Regions from separate parts of the Homo sapiens genome. Here region 2 is linked to region 1. Evidence: read pairs that join two places in POLR2A ChIA-PET (ENCODE). Cell type or tissue: PC-9. All regions are shown on one strand. Each heading gives the region's core, and the rest is flanking DNA. Links, peaks and the distances in the headings are about the cores only.

What was found. ChIA-PET counts read pairs that join two places held together with the same protein. Peaks named below come from ENCODE experiments on the same cell type or tissue, not always from the same donor. Only the 100,000 strongest peaks of a DNase experiment are listed, where the experiment ranks them.
Region 2: POLR2A ChIA-PET joins it to region 1 with 5 read pairs; 2 of 35 experiments call an interaction of 5 or more read pairs at or near these places.

The regions. Positions count from the first base shown.
Region 1 is chr2:96,249,024-96,254,023 of GRCh38, forward strand. It overlaps TMEM127 (transmembrane protein 127), which reads right to left. Exons shown (of 4, transcript NM_017849.4): 4 at 1-5,000. The coding sequence ends at 4,785. Among named protein-coding and RNA genes, the nearest start is that of TMEM127, 14 kb to the right of the region's middle. In PC-9, for the core only: no CTCF peak of the experiment used is centred there; a DNase peak (open chromatin) is centred at 2,868.
Region 2 is chr2:96,603,140-96,613,846 of GRCh38, forward strand. It overlaps KANSL3 (KAT8 regulatory NSL complex subunit 3), which reads right to left. Exons shown (of 21, transcript NM_001115016.3): 6 at 10,349-10,480; 7 at 9,679-9,795; 8 at 9,323-9,424; 9 at 9,143-9,214; 10 at 7,925-7,999; 11 at 7,587-7,744; 12 at 6,360-6,423; 13 at 5,725-5,925; 14 at 5,369-5,525; 15 at 2,181-2,372; 16 at 1,640-1,724; 17 at 1,111-1,241. Among named protein-coding and RNA genes, the nearest start is that of KANSL3, 30 kb to the right of the region's middle. RefSeq lists an enhancer at 4,851-6,050. In PC-9, for the core only: no CTCF peak of the experiment used is centred there; a DNase peak (open chromatin) is centred at 5,582; H3K27ac peaks cover 1,802 bases.

The sequences.
Region 1 (5,000 bases), core at 1-5,000:
CTCCCCCAGCAAAAAAGCCAAGAATTTTCCCCAAAGCTTATGGTGAGGAACCTGTGTGTGTGTGTGTGGTGTGTGTGTGTGTGTGTGTGTGTGTTTGAGATGGAGTCTCACTCTGTCAGGCTGGAGTCCAGTGGCATGATCTCGGCTCACTGCAACCTCTGCCTCCCGGGTTCAAGTGATTCTCCTGCCTCAGCCTCCCGAGTAGCTGGGACTACAGGCACCTGCCACCATGCCTGGTTAATTTTTGTATTTTTAGTAGAGACGGGGTTTCACCATGTTGGCCAGAATGGTCTCGATCTCCTGACCTTGTGATCCACCCACCTCGGCCTCCCAAAGTGCTGGGATAATAGGCGTGAGCCACCGCACCCGGCCAGAACTGATCTTAATTCTCAAACCAGTAACCCTAATGAAGCGTCTTCGTTTCAGGTGGGCTCATTCAAAACGACATTTTCAGGCTTGGTGCAGTGGCTCAAGCCTGTAATCCCAACCCTTTGGGAAGGGAGGCAGAAGGATTGCCTGAAGCCAGTAGTTTGAGACCAGCCTGGGCAACATGGTGAGACTGTCTCTACCCACCCCCACAAAAAAAACATTTTCTCTTCTCCACAAACCTCCTGCCTCCCATTAAAATGTCACTCCCCCCAAAAAATGCAGAGGAAGAGGTAAGATTGCAGGCTATTTGAAAACAGGGGCATGAAGTTTGTCAGTTCCCTTCTGTCTCCCCATAGCATCTGTGTTCCATTAGTGTAGTGGCTGAGAGCGTGGATATTTCAGGCAAGATGCCAGCTGAAGATTCTCTAGTCATCTTGGGAAAGCCGCCCTGCCCCAGATGCACCACCTCTTCCTGTGTCCCAGGGTCCTCTCCTTGCGGCCCTTCACATCCCATGGCTTCTCGTGTGCGGGCCCCTCTTCGCCTGTGCAGTTGATGCCACCTTCCAGCTGCCACGTGACAGGTGGGCAGAGACTGGGGCTCCCGCATTCCCAACTCCAGCACCTGGCTGAGACACTGGGCCCTGGGATTGACTGTGACCGCCCTCTTCCCCTTTGGCAGGTCCTGTCTCCCACTTTCAACACCCTCACTTAAGGCCAGGCAGAACCCTTCCTACTGTCACCAGTCATTAAAATAAGGTTGCATCCCTCCCTTCCCTTCTGAAAATCCTTCCTGGGCTCCTTCTGCTGTTAGTGCCTTAAATGAGCACCCCTCACCTTTCTAACCTCGGCTCTTACCACCTCCTGGCCACCAGTGTGCTTTTGCTCTTGCCATTCTCTCAGCAGGAGTGTCCCTATCCCAGTTCACTCCCACATCAAGTGTGGCTCAAGCTGCGTCCTCCAGGAAGCCTTTCATTATCACTCAGGTCAGAACTGGCTCCCTTCTGGGCACAGGACTTTTCCGAGCCGGCCGCCCACTTCACTCTGCCTTTCTGTGGACAAGTCCATCTCCTGAACTAAGGACATAAAATCCTTGCAGACAGGGTCCTGTCCGTCACTGTATATTTCATGGTGCCTAATGGTGCTTTGTCTGAATGGACATGAAATGAGAACACACTCCCAGCTTCCAAGAAAGATGTGTATTCTCCCTAACAACAACAAAAGAGACCTAAATGGGCTGCTCCCTGAAGAGAGCCCTCAGCTCTTTTACCGTGATGCACACTCGGGGCTGGGTGTAGGCTGTGTGATCAAATGTATGAAGGAAGAAGGAACGGAGAGAACGTGGGCAATCAAGGCCTGGCACTGCCCTACAGGAGGCTTACAGGTCACACTCCCAGAACTGTCTCTATCCCCATGCCTCTCCTAGTAAGATTCATTACCTATGGTTTCAAAGAAAGTGCAGTTTCTAGGGAGTGAAGGAACACGTGAAATACAGAAAATAAAGACAGAAAAACACACAAATTATTAAATAAAATTTAAACAATAGAGGGAAAAAAAGTGTAGTTTGTTCTGCAAGCCACAGCCCAAAGAAGTCTATTTCCTCCCACAGGATGGCTAGAGTTTAGGAGCCACGTTCTCCTCTATAGCTCACCAGAGGATGCAGCCTGAAGAGCTCAGGGTTTGAAGGTTGGGCCTTGGGCGGGAGTCAGCTACTATTTCTAGCTGTTCTAGAAAGACCTAGAAACTTCCTGTGTGAAAACAGGATTAGGAAGCTCTGGGGGTGAAAATGCCATGCACGGAGCTGGCCCATGCCAAGTCCCTTCTAACTATTTTAAATTACATCTTTGGCCAGGCACGGTGGTTCATGCCTATAATCCCAGCACTTTGGGAGGCCAAGGTGGGTGGATAACCTGAGGTTAGGAGTTCCAGACCAGCCTGGCCAACATGGTGAAACCCTGTCTCTACTAAAAATACAAAAAAATTATCTGGGCATAGTGGCGCATGCCTGTAATCCCAGCTACTCAGGAGGCTGAGGCAGGATAATCGCTTGAACCCAGGAGGCAGAGGTTGCAGTGAGCTGAGATCATGCCACGTTACACTCCAGCCCGGGTGACAGAGCGAGACTCTTGTCTCAAAAACAAGAAAAAGAAAAAAAAATACAGCCTCATCAACATCTCCTGCTTCTCTGAGACAAAGGGAACAAACCAAATCAGGAAAATCGTGACAGAAAAATGACAGGCAGCCATTGTCATTTCCATTCTTATTCGTGGTTTCTGGTTTTTTTGGTTTTGTTTTCCCTTTTAATTTTTTTCTAGAAAAAAAAACACAACCCGGGGAATTTATATGACAAACTATCAGTGTCAGGATGGCAGAGGGAAAGAGAAAGAAGAGGAAGGCCAAAGACATGGGGAGTGAATAAAAAGTGGGTTCCGGATCGTGCGGAACAGTCCACAGGGTCATTTACAGGTCCTCAGGAGATGACCAGTCCCTTTGGCATGCAGGTCCAGTGCCTGGTCTTCTGGTCTGCCTGCTCAGACACCCAAGGGCAGAGAGAGCTGGCCACAAGTAAACCTGCCAATGACAAACTCAGGACTTAACAGAAAGACTTAGTTCAGTTCCTTGGCTTTGTGCTCAGGCATCACATAGCAGGCAGCCTGCAGCCTTTCTTGCCTGAGAGAAGAGTCCAGAAGAGCAGGAGAGTCACCTTTGAACACACTCTGGCATCACAGCAGTGAACTGCAAGCAGCCACTGGCTCGTGTGCAGATGTGGCCCTCACCACCCATGCAGGCATCTGTCCGGACATCCCCAGTCAATCTGGCCAAAGGATGGGACATGACAGTCCCTTTCTAGCCACAGCTTCATAGTGTTGTCCATTCTCCAGTCTTGCTCAAACTATCTATCACCTTAAAGGTTGGAAGAGATTGGAATCCATTTCCTTTTCAGCTCAGCAGGGGACACTGATTCCCAAGAAGCAAGTAACTTAACAAGGACAGGTTGGCCATCTGGATCTACACTGAAGGTCTTTCAAGTTTCATCCACTTTATGCCCAGATCTCAGGGCAGAAAATTCAGCCAGACCCAGAGCAAACAAGGTGACCAGAGTGATGGCTGAGCAAGAAAGTCCCAGCAGCACACTGCAAGACCAGAGTACATTCAAGAGGGGAGAGGGCACGTGGCAAGCTGGAGTCCCGAGTCAGAGTCTAGGGCAGCACTGGGTCTGAAGGACACAGCCCGGCCTGCTGGGCTGACAGTGTGGGTCTGATGCCTCACATGATGTGGCCCCACTGGTTGTATTCCTATGTGGAGGGTGGTGGGTTCCTGCCCTGTTGTGGCCCCTGTTCCTAAACTGAGGCCAGGTTCCATCTCAGTGCTGCAGTCCTGAGGAGCACCACGCTGGCCCGCCAGCCAGGCCACAGTCCTCAGCCCCTCTGGGTTCCACGAGAAGGCCCCAGGGAGTCACCGTCACTGAGAGGGAAGGGGCCAGGGAAGGGAGGCTGCATTCTACTGGGAGAGACTCGGGGAGGGACTACCATGGGCTTGGAAGGAGCTACAGCCCCAAATATTGCAGAGCCAAAAGGAATGGGATACATGTCTAAAAAGTGACAACAGTCTTGTCCCTATTTTAAAAACAGAATATTGTTGCTGTTGCCTGGTTTCATTTTTTTCCTTTTAAAACCACTCATATTTAAAAGGTGAAGGGCTGGGAGATGTAGTCCCCTTCACTCTGGTCCTTGATAGGCACCAGGGGGCCTCAGTCTCACGCTGGCTCCTGCTCTCCTTGCCTGGGCTCCAGCCACATGAAGCAAGGGCAGAGAGGGTTGCAACTGCTCTGCCTTCCCAACAGCGATTCCCTCTCCCCATAAAACCAGGGCACACGTGAGGAGAAGTCCAAAGAGTAAAGTGCACAGAACTCCCCGGAGCAGGTGGCCTGGGGGCGGGTCACTCCGAGAAGGAAGGGGTCTGGGGGGCGTCAGCCCAGAGCTACAGCTGTGGAGCAAACACTGATCCCTGTGAAGTGAGCCTCCAGGGCACAGTCCCCTTTCCCTTGGGCCCTTTGACACTTGTTTTTGGGACTGTCCGCTCTCAGCAGCTCTCCAAGGAAAGTCTCGGTCCCAAAGATATCGCCCATGCTGGAGGAAACTTGGATGACCTTCCCTGGCTGGTAATGACTCGTGAATGTGAAGGGGGCAGGATGTGGCAGGAGGGAAAGAGTACATTATAGAAAACCAGTGGACCTCCGGTTCTGAGAGCAGGGATACTTGGATGACCCTAAAGGCAGAGTCTCTCCTGGGGAAGGTTTGGAGAAGATGGTCAGGATCCTACCAGTGAGGCCTGCTGGGGAAAGGAGCTCCTCTGGGTGCGAGAGGAGCTGCAGAGTTGAGGGAGGGGCTGCCGAGGAAGAGAGCCCAGGGCTGGCATTAGGGTGTGTAAGCAGGGGGTGGCTGGAACTGGTTGATGACCTCATATTCCGCCGGGTAGGGCTCGTTCTCTTCCATCTCTGAGAGCAGCTCCAGCGCCTGCTCCTCTTCCTCTGTGGGGTAGTGGCGCAGGAGGTTGGCTGCCGTGGCCAGGATTGAGGCTCCACCAGCTCCTGCCACCAGGTAGAAGCTAACGGCGAAGGTGACATAGACCTG
Region 2 (10,707 bases), core at 3,365-8,364, 360 kb after region 1:
TTGTTCCTTTCTTTCCAGGGAAGAACTTTTTAAGCCAAAAGAATTATAAATATCCAACTTTCACTTCGCCTCACACAATCAAAGCAGTAAGGAAGTAGCCTCAAAGCAATAAGAAAGGTTCTCTTAAAGGAAAAGGGTTTATTTTATTTTATTTTTTTTTGAGACGGAGTTTCGCTCTCGTTGCCCAGGCTGGAGCGCAATGGCACAATCTCAGCTCACTGCAACCTCCACCTCCTGGGTTCAAGCGATTCTCCTGCCTCAGCCTACCAAGCAGCTGGGATTACAGGTGCCCACCACCACACCCGGCTAATTTTTTGTATTTTTAGTAGAAACGGGGTTTCACCATATTGGCCAGGCTGGTCTCAAACTCCTGACCTCAGGTGATCCACCCACCTCGGCCTCCCAAAGTGTTGGGATTACAGGTGTGAGTCACCATGCCTGGCCAGGAGAGGGTTTCTGCAATGCCTTGGCCCTGCTGGGCTCAGGCAACAGGCCTTTCAAAGTAGGGTTAGTGGGTAGGACAAAGAGAGAGACAAGCACAGACAGAAAAATGTCTCATTTTGCTAATGCCCAGTGTAGCACCATTTCCAGTTTTATTCAGGCAGATGTGCTTAAAACAGCAAAGTAAAACCACAGTCAGCTCTCAATTATCTGTGAGCTTCACAGCAGATTTGCAGATTCAAACAACCACGGATAGAAACCTGTGGATATAGAATTCCAACGGTATGACATAATTTCATATAAGGGACTTGAGCATCCATGGATTTTGGTAGTGGTGAGGGTCCTAGAACCAATCTCCTGTGGATAAGAAAGGCTGACTATACATATATGTCCTATCGGCTATTTCTCCTTACAGTAGAGGATACAGCACCTGTAGACTGGAACATTTACTCACTTGCAGACCAGGACATTTACTCACTGCATTTATTCAAGGCCAAGGAATCCCTCTGCCCAAGCTAATTCCAGCTTCACGTCAAGCCTCTATGATCACTCTAAGACCCAGAGGCCCATCCTATGGATTTAGCTCCAGGGATGCTTTCCCAGGACCACCCAGAAGCAGCAGACCAAAAATTCTGTGTTGGAAGGGGAGAATGCTGGGCCACAAGATACCTGGGAGGGAGCTGCCAGGAGATGTGGCCACCAGGCGGCTCTGCAGTGTGTGCAAGGCACTGGGTGCAGTGCTGCTGGAGACCACTGAAGGGACTGGGCTGGCTGAGACTCCACCTTCAGAAGAACTGGACCTGGAGACAAAGGAAGGAGCTCTGTTATCCAAAGGTCACAGGACAGCAAGCCCTAGCAACACTGGCAGGGTACAGAGTGGGGCCCAGCAAGGCTTTCAGCAGCAGACATACACCAAAAACCTTCAGCTTCTTTGTCCCACTTTCTGTACCTGGCCTCTAGTCTTCTAAAAGTCCTTACTTACAGGACTTATAGCAAAAGCCAGGGGACGATTTGGAGTCTTAAGTAAAAGTGAACTCTGGGTTGACTCAAAAGCAAGACAAAGATCCCAATCAGAAGTAAGTCACATTTCCAAAACTGACAAGAATCCAGAATCCATCATTTTCCAAAGCACTAAATAAACCAGAAACAGAGGGAAGGGAAAAAAGGAATAGACACAGATGGTCCAATAAACACTCACTTGGCTGTGGTGAGAAGTCCTGTGAGCTCCTTGGCCCCTGCTGAAGCCTGCCCCAGTGTCATGGTGATGGGCTTCCCACCTGCAGCTTCAAAACAGAAAACCCCAAGGCCCCTGGTCAGTCCTATTTGGCCTCTATGTTTCCAGGTTCCACAGCTTAGGCTAAATGCAAGATATTACGGACGAAAACTGGAAAATGAAAAAAGATGAACTATGCTAGAGTAGGGAGAGTTGGGGTTATTTTTTCCTTCTATTTTCTAAACTTCCTGAAATATTCTGTACCTTTAATTGAAGCCAACAAAAAAAGAACAAAATATAGGATGCTTTGAACGATGGCACAGCTTCCTCTCATATTCTGCCTGCCTGGTCCTCATTCAGATGGACTCATGCCAACTTTACCCACATGTACAGACTCATGTCTTCTTTGCTCCGGGCATCTCTCAAAATAAAGCAAAGGCTGACATGCTGGTGAATGGCCACCAAAGGGCAATGCTGTGTACCTGAGAGAGCTCAGTTCTCATTTAACGTACCAAGAGAAACTCACCTTCTGGAGCACTTCCTTGGGAAGGAGCACAAGGCCCTCCAGCTGTGTCCCCTTGGGAGATAAGGGACACCTTGATCTTCGGTCGTTTGGAGGTCTTACTGCCAGGAAGGGGACTCGAGGGATGGTGTCGCTTCAGCTGAACCCTAAGATCCTCTTTCTCTCCTTCCTCTGGTGGTTCTGATGAAATGGGAACTAAGACATGGAGCTGAGTTGAGATCCTCCACAATCCAAAAAATCCCAACAGACACTCAGTCAATACCAGCACCAACACAGCCATGTGTAGAATGTAGAACACACAGGATAACCACTCTACGTACAGGGCCACCCCTCAAAGGAGACTGCCCATGCTTCAGGACCACTTCACTCAGGCCCTGTCCGTGGGGGACCCCACTTTGCCCTTCTTAGAGGATGGCACCCTTCTCATCCCTCATCCTGCACTGGAATCGGAAGAGAAGGGGCCCTGAGTTGGTAGGAATTAAAAGACAGAAGACATCCTGACCCTGCCTAGCCAAGGCCAATGGCAACAACAACAAAAATAGAGGATTCAACAGAATGAGTAAACAGTCCTTCTCAGACTCAAAAAATGTGATCATCTTCCTGTCTGAAGCCCTCCCCACATCATCACACAGTTGGAGACATCAAACATTCTATGAGAACTCATGGAGGAGCAGGTCATCCAGTCCTCTCTAAAAAGTAGAGTTTTCCAAAGGCTCTCAAGAGTCCCACCCTGCCCTAAGAGCCCACAGTTGAGGATCCACTTGCCAAATGGAGGCAATGAAGAGGAGTGTCACCAGGACTAAAAGCTGGCTATGAGTAGCTACTAGGAGAGAGAGTACCTCAACCAGGCAACCTCACGGCTCCCACCCAAAAGTAACAGGGCAACACTGGCCCATGTCACAACCTAGTCCCCAGGTCATGTGTACTAGTACAGACAAAGGCCATCTGTTCACACATGGGCTTCCACTTCCACTGAATCAAACAGGCTCATCATGTATACAGCCAAGCTTTTTGGACTCTTAGGTTATCTTTCAAGCTTCCTCAAAGATTCCCTCCTCTTTAAACCCAGAAGTCCACCCTAGTCCTCTTGTAGCACAGGGAAGCAAAGACTGGTGTGGGGAGGAAGGTAGCAGTCACATGAGGAGGGAGGAGGGGTCCTGGCATGAGGCAACAGTCAGGACATAACCAGCTAGAAGGATTGCTTAGGGGACAAATGCACTGGCTAAAATCAGAGTAGGAAGGAGGGTGTAGGGGAAAGGAGTTTCAGGTTCTATGCTGATATGTGGCTGGTAGGCTTGTAGCCACCAGATAAACACAGGACAGGAGGCAGGGAGAAAAACACACAAGGAAACTGAGACTCAGGCAATGCCACAGACATACAAAAAAGCAGCAGAGCCAAGACCGTAGTGAAAGAAAGAACCACACTAAGAGACAAAAAAGAAAACACCATGAGAAGCAAACAAAAGAATGGAAAAAGGGCAAAGACTACAGAGTAAGCAAAAGGGGTCAGCAAAACAAAAGAATACAAAGAAAGAGAGAGAAAAGAACAGGAGGAAACCAAACTGAGGCAGATGAGAGGCAGAGATGGAAAATAAATAAGGGGTTGAGGAGCAGAATGTAGTGGACGAGCAGGCAAGAAAGAGTAATACTCACCAAAGAGACAGGAGGAGGTGCCAGGAGGAAGAGCTTTCCTCACCAGCATATTTTGTTTCAGAAAAGCAGCAAACTGTGCTGGAATGAATCAGAAAGAATTACAGAATCACAGCCAGCCAGAGAAGGGAGAAAAAGAGAGGGAATAAGAAAAAAGGTTGTAGAAAATGGCCAATAGGGGCTCCTTCTGAAATTACTGCATGGCAACCTGACTCTGCCACGGAGTCAGTCTGTAGAAGCATCTAAAACTGAATAGTACTATCTGCCTCATGGGGCCATGCCAAAACTCAACAAACTACAGCAATGCGAGTGCCATGAAGAAGGCATGGCACACAGCAAGGACTCCATATATGTTCGCTATTAGTATTCCCCGTTTGCCCATCAGCTCTGCTAAGCCAGGGTTCTAAAGCTGCTACTCTCCCCCATGACACCCTAGATCCCCATTTCAAACCCAGCTCGCCAATCAGCCTTCCAAACTCCTTAGATTCTCAACTAATCACCCTCTGCAGAAGCACAGCAGACCACCAGCTCTGTCTTCTTCAGAAGTGTAAAGACACACTGTCCACACGGGACTTGGCTCTGGCCACCACTCATGAAGATCCATGGCAGAGCATCCGCGCAGACCCTTGGGGCCTGGCCTCATTTCTCAACTCCTCCCATCCACTCACACTTCTACTCCTTGTTAGTACTACTCTTATAAGCAAACTCACAAGAGGTCTGGGTTTCGGTTCTGATCATTTGGCTCCACTAAAAGAAACACAGGGAAAGTAAACAGATGAGCCTCCTATCCCCTCCACGTCTGTCTGCCAGACAGCCAGCTCTGGCTGCTGCCTCTTCCCAGGCACCCCTATTCCTGAAAAGCTCAGGTGACATGCTCCTGGACACATCGTTAAACACCAATGCCCAAGAGGCCTTACCTCAAGGCCACCCAACTGGATCAATGTGGGGGAAGGGGGACAGAACCACTGTTTCTTCTTTCCCTACCCAATGAACTCTCCCTTTTCTATAGCTCCTTTCATAGCACTCGCAGCTCACCAAACTCTTACTTTCGACTATAGGAATACTTCCCAGCTTCATCTGAAACCTGTATGCAGAGAACCCTGATAAACTTCACTGAAAGTCTCAGTGTGAGAATCTTAACGCTTCAAGGGTCAAACAAAGAAAGGGCATGATGCCAGGTGAGTTACCCTAGAATCTGATTAATAAAATCAATCACCCAATACATATGATTGGAGAGCCCCGACTGGAGGAGTGGCTGGCAAGGTAGAAAAAAGTTTAGGCCAATATACATGTTCATAAAGCCTAGCCTCCCCAGAACAGCAAGACAAAGCTATAACTAGTGATCACAAAGCCCCACTAACTCAGAGGCCTTGGCATTCATTTCAATAATTAATTTTGAATTTTGCCTGCACAGAAATGTGAGAAAGGGCGCCTCTCACATCCCCCTGAAAAAAGCCATAGATATCAATACTGTGCAACTGCCATGTGACATGAACTACAGAAGACAGACCCAAGAGGAGCCACTGGCCAAGTGCCTATACCTTGAGCTTGTTTGTGGGTCAGCACAGCTTCTGTCCGCTGCACATGTCTCTTCAGCAGCTGAGAACTTCCAATCTGACTGGACTTCTGGGCAGAGGTCACTGTGGTCACTTTGGTCTTGGGACTGGAGGTGGGGCTGCTGGACACACTGGAGAGATCCTGAGTAAGGTGAGAAGGTCAAGAGATGAGACAATGTTACTAGGATCTGACCATGAGTCAGCATGTCCCTCTGGAATTCCCCTTGTAGGAACTCACAGGCCCATGGCACTAATAAGACAGAGGCATCCCCAGGAAATTAAGGAACCAACTCTGTGGTGCTGATTCCCCAGCAAAAGCGCTCCCTCCCTGCTCACACTACCTCTGAGCCTGAGGGTGAGGCGGGCAGCTTGGCAGCTGGGGAGGCAGGTCGACTGCCCCGCTCAGGGACTTCAAAGGCCAAGTCTCTGCGGGCCACATCGCGGGGCTTCTTCTTCTTCTCAGCATCCTGATCCCGAGGTTCAGAGCCCATGTGACCCTCAGCACGAGTGAGCACTCCAGTCAGAAAGTCCACAATCTCATCCTAGTGTAGAGAGGAGCCAACCAAGGCCTTTTAGTCCTCATCTGGAGAATGGGAACCTCTCATATACTTTCCAACTAAAACAGATTCTCCCTCAGCTCTGGCATCCGCATGTGCCAGTCCTTCCCCACTCAAACAAGGTCTGGCGCAAATCCCAGGCTTCTGAGCAACTGTGGTTCAAGAAGACCAGCAAGTGCCTCTGTCAGGGGGAGCTCTGGGGTGGTCACATTCCACCACTTTTCCAACACTCTCCCCCGTGATGCTTTGCTTACATTAATTCACCACTCTCATTTTTCTTTTCTTTGCTTATGACTGAGACCTACCAGAGGCCCCAGTGGAGGCCTTAGAGCCAAAGAGACCACTACCAATAAGACCAAACCTAAAAGGCTACAGAAAGGCAAGCCTAGCTGAGAAAAGCACACAAAACAACTGTTTACCTGAATACATCTGTCCACCATGCTCTGAGTCAACCCTTCTGATTTCTTCTTTGCTTTGCTTATTCTAAGAAACAAAAAGGATGACATGTTTACTTCTTACACATTGCACGGCATCCTATGAAAATAAGAACGTATTTCTTTTCTGGGTTGTTTATTTTCTAGCCCCAGAAGGAGGGCCATGTTAGCCTTAGGCAGGTAATGCAACCTCTCCGAACCTGTTTCCGTGTCTGCAAAATGGGGAATCATAACATCCCATTCATGGAGTTGTGGGGATTAAACAAAATAACATATGTAAAGAAACCAAGCACAGTGCCCAGGACAGTCCGCTCCAGAATTCCTATACCTATAGCTTAATAGATCAACTCTATCCAGAACTCAGGAGGCGGAGGTTGCAGTGAGCTGAGATTGCACCACTGCAGTCCAGCATAGGCGACAGAGCCAGGCGCCACCTCAAAAAAAAAAAAAAAAAAAAAAAAAAAAAAGCTCAAGGTCGTGAAAGACAAAGATGGAGGAACTCTATCAAATTAAAGGAGACTGAGGAGACATGGCAACTAAATCCAAGTGTGATCCTGGGCTGGATGCTGGACCAGAAAAATGACATTAGGGAAACAACTGATGAAACATGAGTCTGTAAATTACAGTATCATGTAGATGTTAATTTCTTGATTTTGAGAATTACACTTTGGCTATGTAAGATGTTTAACATTTAGAAAATCAGGTGAAGGGTATATAGGAATTGTTTTGTACTAGTGTTATAACTTTTTATAAATCTGAAATTTCAAATATTAAAAAAGGTTTTTTTAATGCTGTCTTTTTTTAATTTTTTTTTTTTTTTGAGACAGAGTCTTGCTCTGTCACCCAGGCTGGAGTGCAGTGGCGGGATCTCGGCTCACTGCAAGCTCCGCCTTCTGGGTTCACACCATTCTCCTGCCTCAGCCTCCCGAGTAGCTGGGACTACAGGCGCCCGACACCAGGCCTGGCTAATTTTTTGTATTTTTAGTAGAGACGGGGTTTCACCGTGTTAGCCAGGATGGTCTCAATCTCCTGACCTCGTGATCCGCCTGCCTCAGCCTCCCAAAGTCCTGGGATTACAGGCGTGAGCCACCGCGCCCGGCTAATGCTGTCTTTTAACTGAACCAGACTGGTCTGTAGTTACATTGCCAGCTTCCAGGCTTATCTCTAACACTGTAACACAGCTCTCTTGCAGCTCTGGGAGAATCCACCCACCTGAGATTGTCATCAGCTCCCCCAACCACCACCAAGCTGTTCTCAGCTCGAATCTTCTCCCGGAAGTCCTCCATGGCTTCAGGGTGACATTGAAGGGAATTCTGACCAATGACAAAGAGGACTGGAGTCTTCATATCCAAGAGGGGATCATCTACATCCTAAAACAGGTATAGGTTTTAGAATCGGCTTCTTCATATTCACAAAGCACTGACCCAGAAACTCCACTAAGGAGGATCAGCCATGCAACTGCAGTCAGCCTCAGCATCAGCTTGGACAAGGCATGCACACTCGCGCTCCCACTGCCAATGACCCAGCACTCAGCTTTACCACATTCTTACCCCTCTGGGGCCATCCACAGTAAGCAGAGGAAACCCAAGGCAGACAACTGCAGTGACATACTCCATTACTGACACCTGTAAATAACAGAACAGTTTGTCTAAACGTCAACTGAGTTCATGGCACCTCAGCCTACCCAGAATCCAGGAGTGGTCCAGACCCACCAGACAGTCTCACCTCTTCCTCTCCTGTCCTAATATCCGGGTGCATCTTCTGCCACAATGGCAGCAGTAAGAGCACAAGACACAAGGTATGTCATTCCATAAGCAGCCACTACCTAGAGAACTGGGGCCCTAAGAGGACCCCAGCAGGTGGCTGAACCATAGGATAGAAGGTTCAGTATTCCTACCCTGTCAACCCCCTCAACTAGAGCCCTCCTGCTCCATTTTTCTCCACAAATAGTAAATATAGTCAAGAGAACACAATGTTGCCATTAACCCTTAAGTGAAAAAAAATTCTCTCTATTGAACTTAATGGATAGCTACCAGACAGCCTAGATTTCTTGGAGCAAACTGCTAAGGCCTAACACCCTGGGAGCAGGGACTATGGGGACCTTCTTCCTCTCATAGCTATCACACTTGATTGGACTGCATGAAGCAAAATTAAGGGTTTGGACATGAGGGACACTTACACAAACTGACAGACATACAAATATATGTAAAATACGAAAAGATTCCTTGATGTCTTGGAAAAAGACTGAAATGAACACAGCATCAAATTCCAGAGCTATTAATATTTGCCAGCTACAATTACTGTTGTTTTTTAGGTGGGAGAACAGTATGGTACTTATGTTTAGAGAAAAAAAGGGATCTTTTTTTTTTTTCCACAGATATATACCCATATGTGTGTGTGTGTGTGTGTGTGTGTGTGTGTGTGTATGTGAAAATGCTATTATATTTGGGATTTTCTTCAAAACAATCTAGGGGAGAAAGAAAATGAGCAGGGTGAGATGAAACAAGCCCAGCCAAGAGTTGATCACTGGTAAAGCTGGGTGAGGATCCGGGGGTTTATTATACTACACCTGCTTTTGTTTCTGCTTAAAGTTTTCCAAAATAAATTAAAAATTGTTTTAATAAAATTTGTCTTCTACAGTTTAAAATGTAATTATATAGGTAAAGTATCTAGCGCAGAGCCTGACACACAGTAAAGGACTCAATGGTAGCTATGATTAGTGGTATTCCATCCCAGGACAACCTCCAAATAAGATAGAAATTACTTACATGACAGGCCACCAAAGCTCCTGTGTTCCAGCCAATCAAGATAATGGGTTTGTGTGGGAAATGGCTGTGAATCTTCATGGGAAGAGAAAGAAGACAGTAAGACAGGAGGCCAAAGATAGGTGCAGAACAACCCCAGAATGCTGGGTATGCCACAATGTACTGAAATACGGGCATTCTCACCTCCAGCACTTTGCTTCTCACTGCCCCAATCATATGCTCGAGACACTGTAGAACTCCTACCCCACTGCCATTGTTCAGCAGATGGGTGGCTACAGGGATGACCTGAAGGAAAGAAGTAGCCCCCACACCAGCAGAGGTAAGTTTCAAATCTTTCAATTCTGTTTAACCTAACCTAAACCCAAAACCTTGGAATTCCACATGAAAGAAGGATTAGAGGAGGCTCCACATGAAAGAAGGGTTAGAGGAGGCTCCACATTCAAGTTACCCATTTTGACCTCCTCCCACATATTCTTCTCCTCAATCCTCCAAGACTATATTCCCTGCCAGGAAGGAGTTCCTCTTGCCCCCACACATACCTTGCCCAAGCAGGACAGCTGAGATTGCCAGAAGCGGTGGCGGCGTGAAGTGGGAAACACAGAGCTGGAGGGACCAGAGGAGGCGATGAGAATCAGCGGAGAGCCAGGGAGTTTGCTCTAAAGAGGAAGAATCCCACCCAAAAACCAGTGAGTGAGAAGTGTCCTTTCATGAAATTCCAAGTATCCCAATACCTTTCTCATCCCAACCAATGCTCCTTTGCTTGTGAAATTATGTTAAGCACTATGTAAAATAAATTATTAATAATAGTTAAAGAAGCTGGCCAGTCATGCTGGCTCACACCTGCAATCCCAGCACTTTGGGAGGCCAAGGCAAGTGGATCACCTGAGATTAGGAGTTTGAGACCAGCCTGGCCAACATGGTGAAATCCTGTCACTACTGAAAATTAGCTGGGCATGGTGGTGCATGCCTGTAATCTCAGCTCCTCAGGAGTCTGAGGCAGGAGAATTGCCTGAACCCAGGAGGTGGAGGTTGCAGTAAGCTGAGATCGTGCCACTGCACTCTAGCCTGGGTAACAGAGCAAGATTCTGTCTCAAAAAATAATAATAATAATAAATAGTTAAAGAAGCCATTTATCCTCCTGCCAAGGTTCTAAGGCTTGAGTCTAAAATTTTTATGTACCATTGTTAAGTCCTGAGCCATCCAACTTACTGGTTTGTTATGAGAAAGCACACCCACAGCAGGGTCCCAGGGCCTCTTCAGTAGGAGAGACAAGGCCTCAGCTCCTGCAGCCCCAGTCTTTGTGTTGGATGACACAAGCATCCGGTCAATCAAGGTTGGGATCTACAAAGAAGAAAGAGCAAAGATGACTCCAGTGTAAAGCAGGAGACCTTCCACCACCAGCAATCAAGCAGAAGAACAGAGCCCCACTATAAGCCATAGACAGACTTCAACTAAGCCTCTGAAAACCTCCTAAGGATCAAGAATATATATAAATAAGCGGGTGAAAAGTATGCTCCCACCATGAAAAGTGAATGTGTACAATCCTTTGGAAAGCAGTCTGGATATGC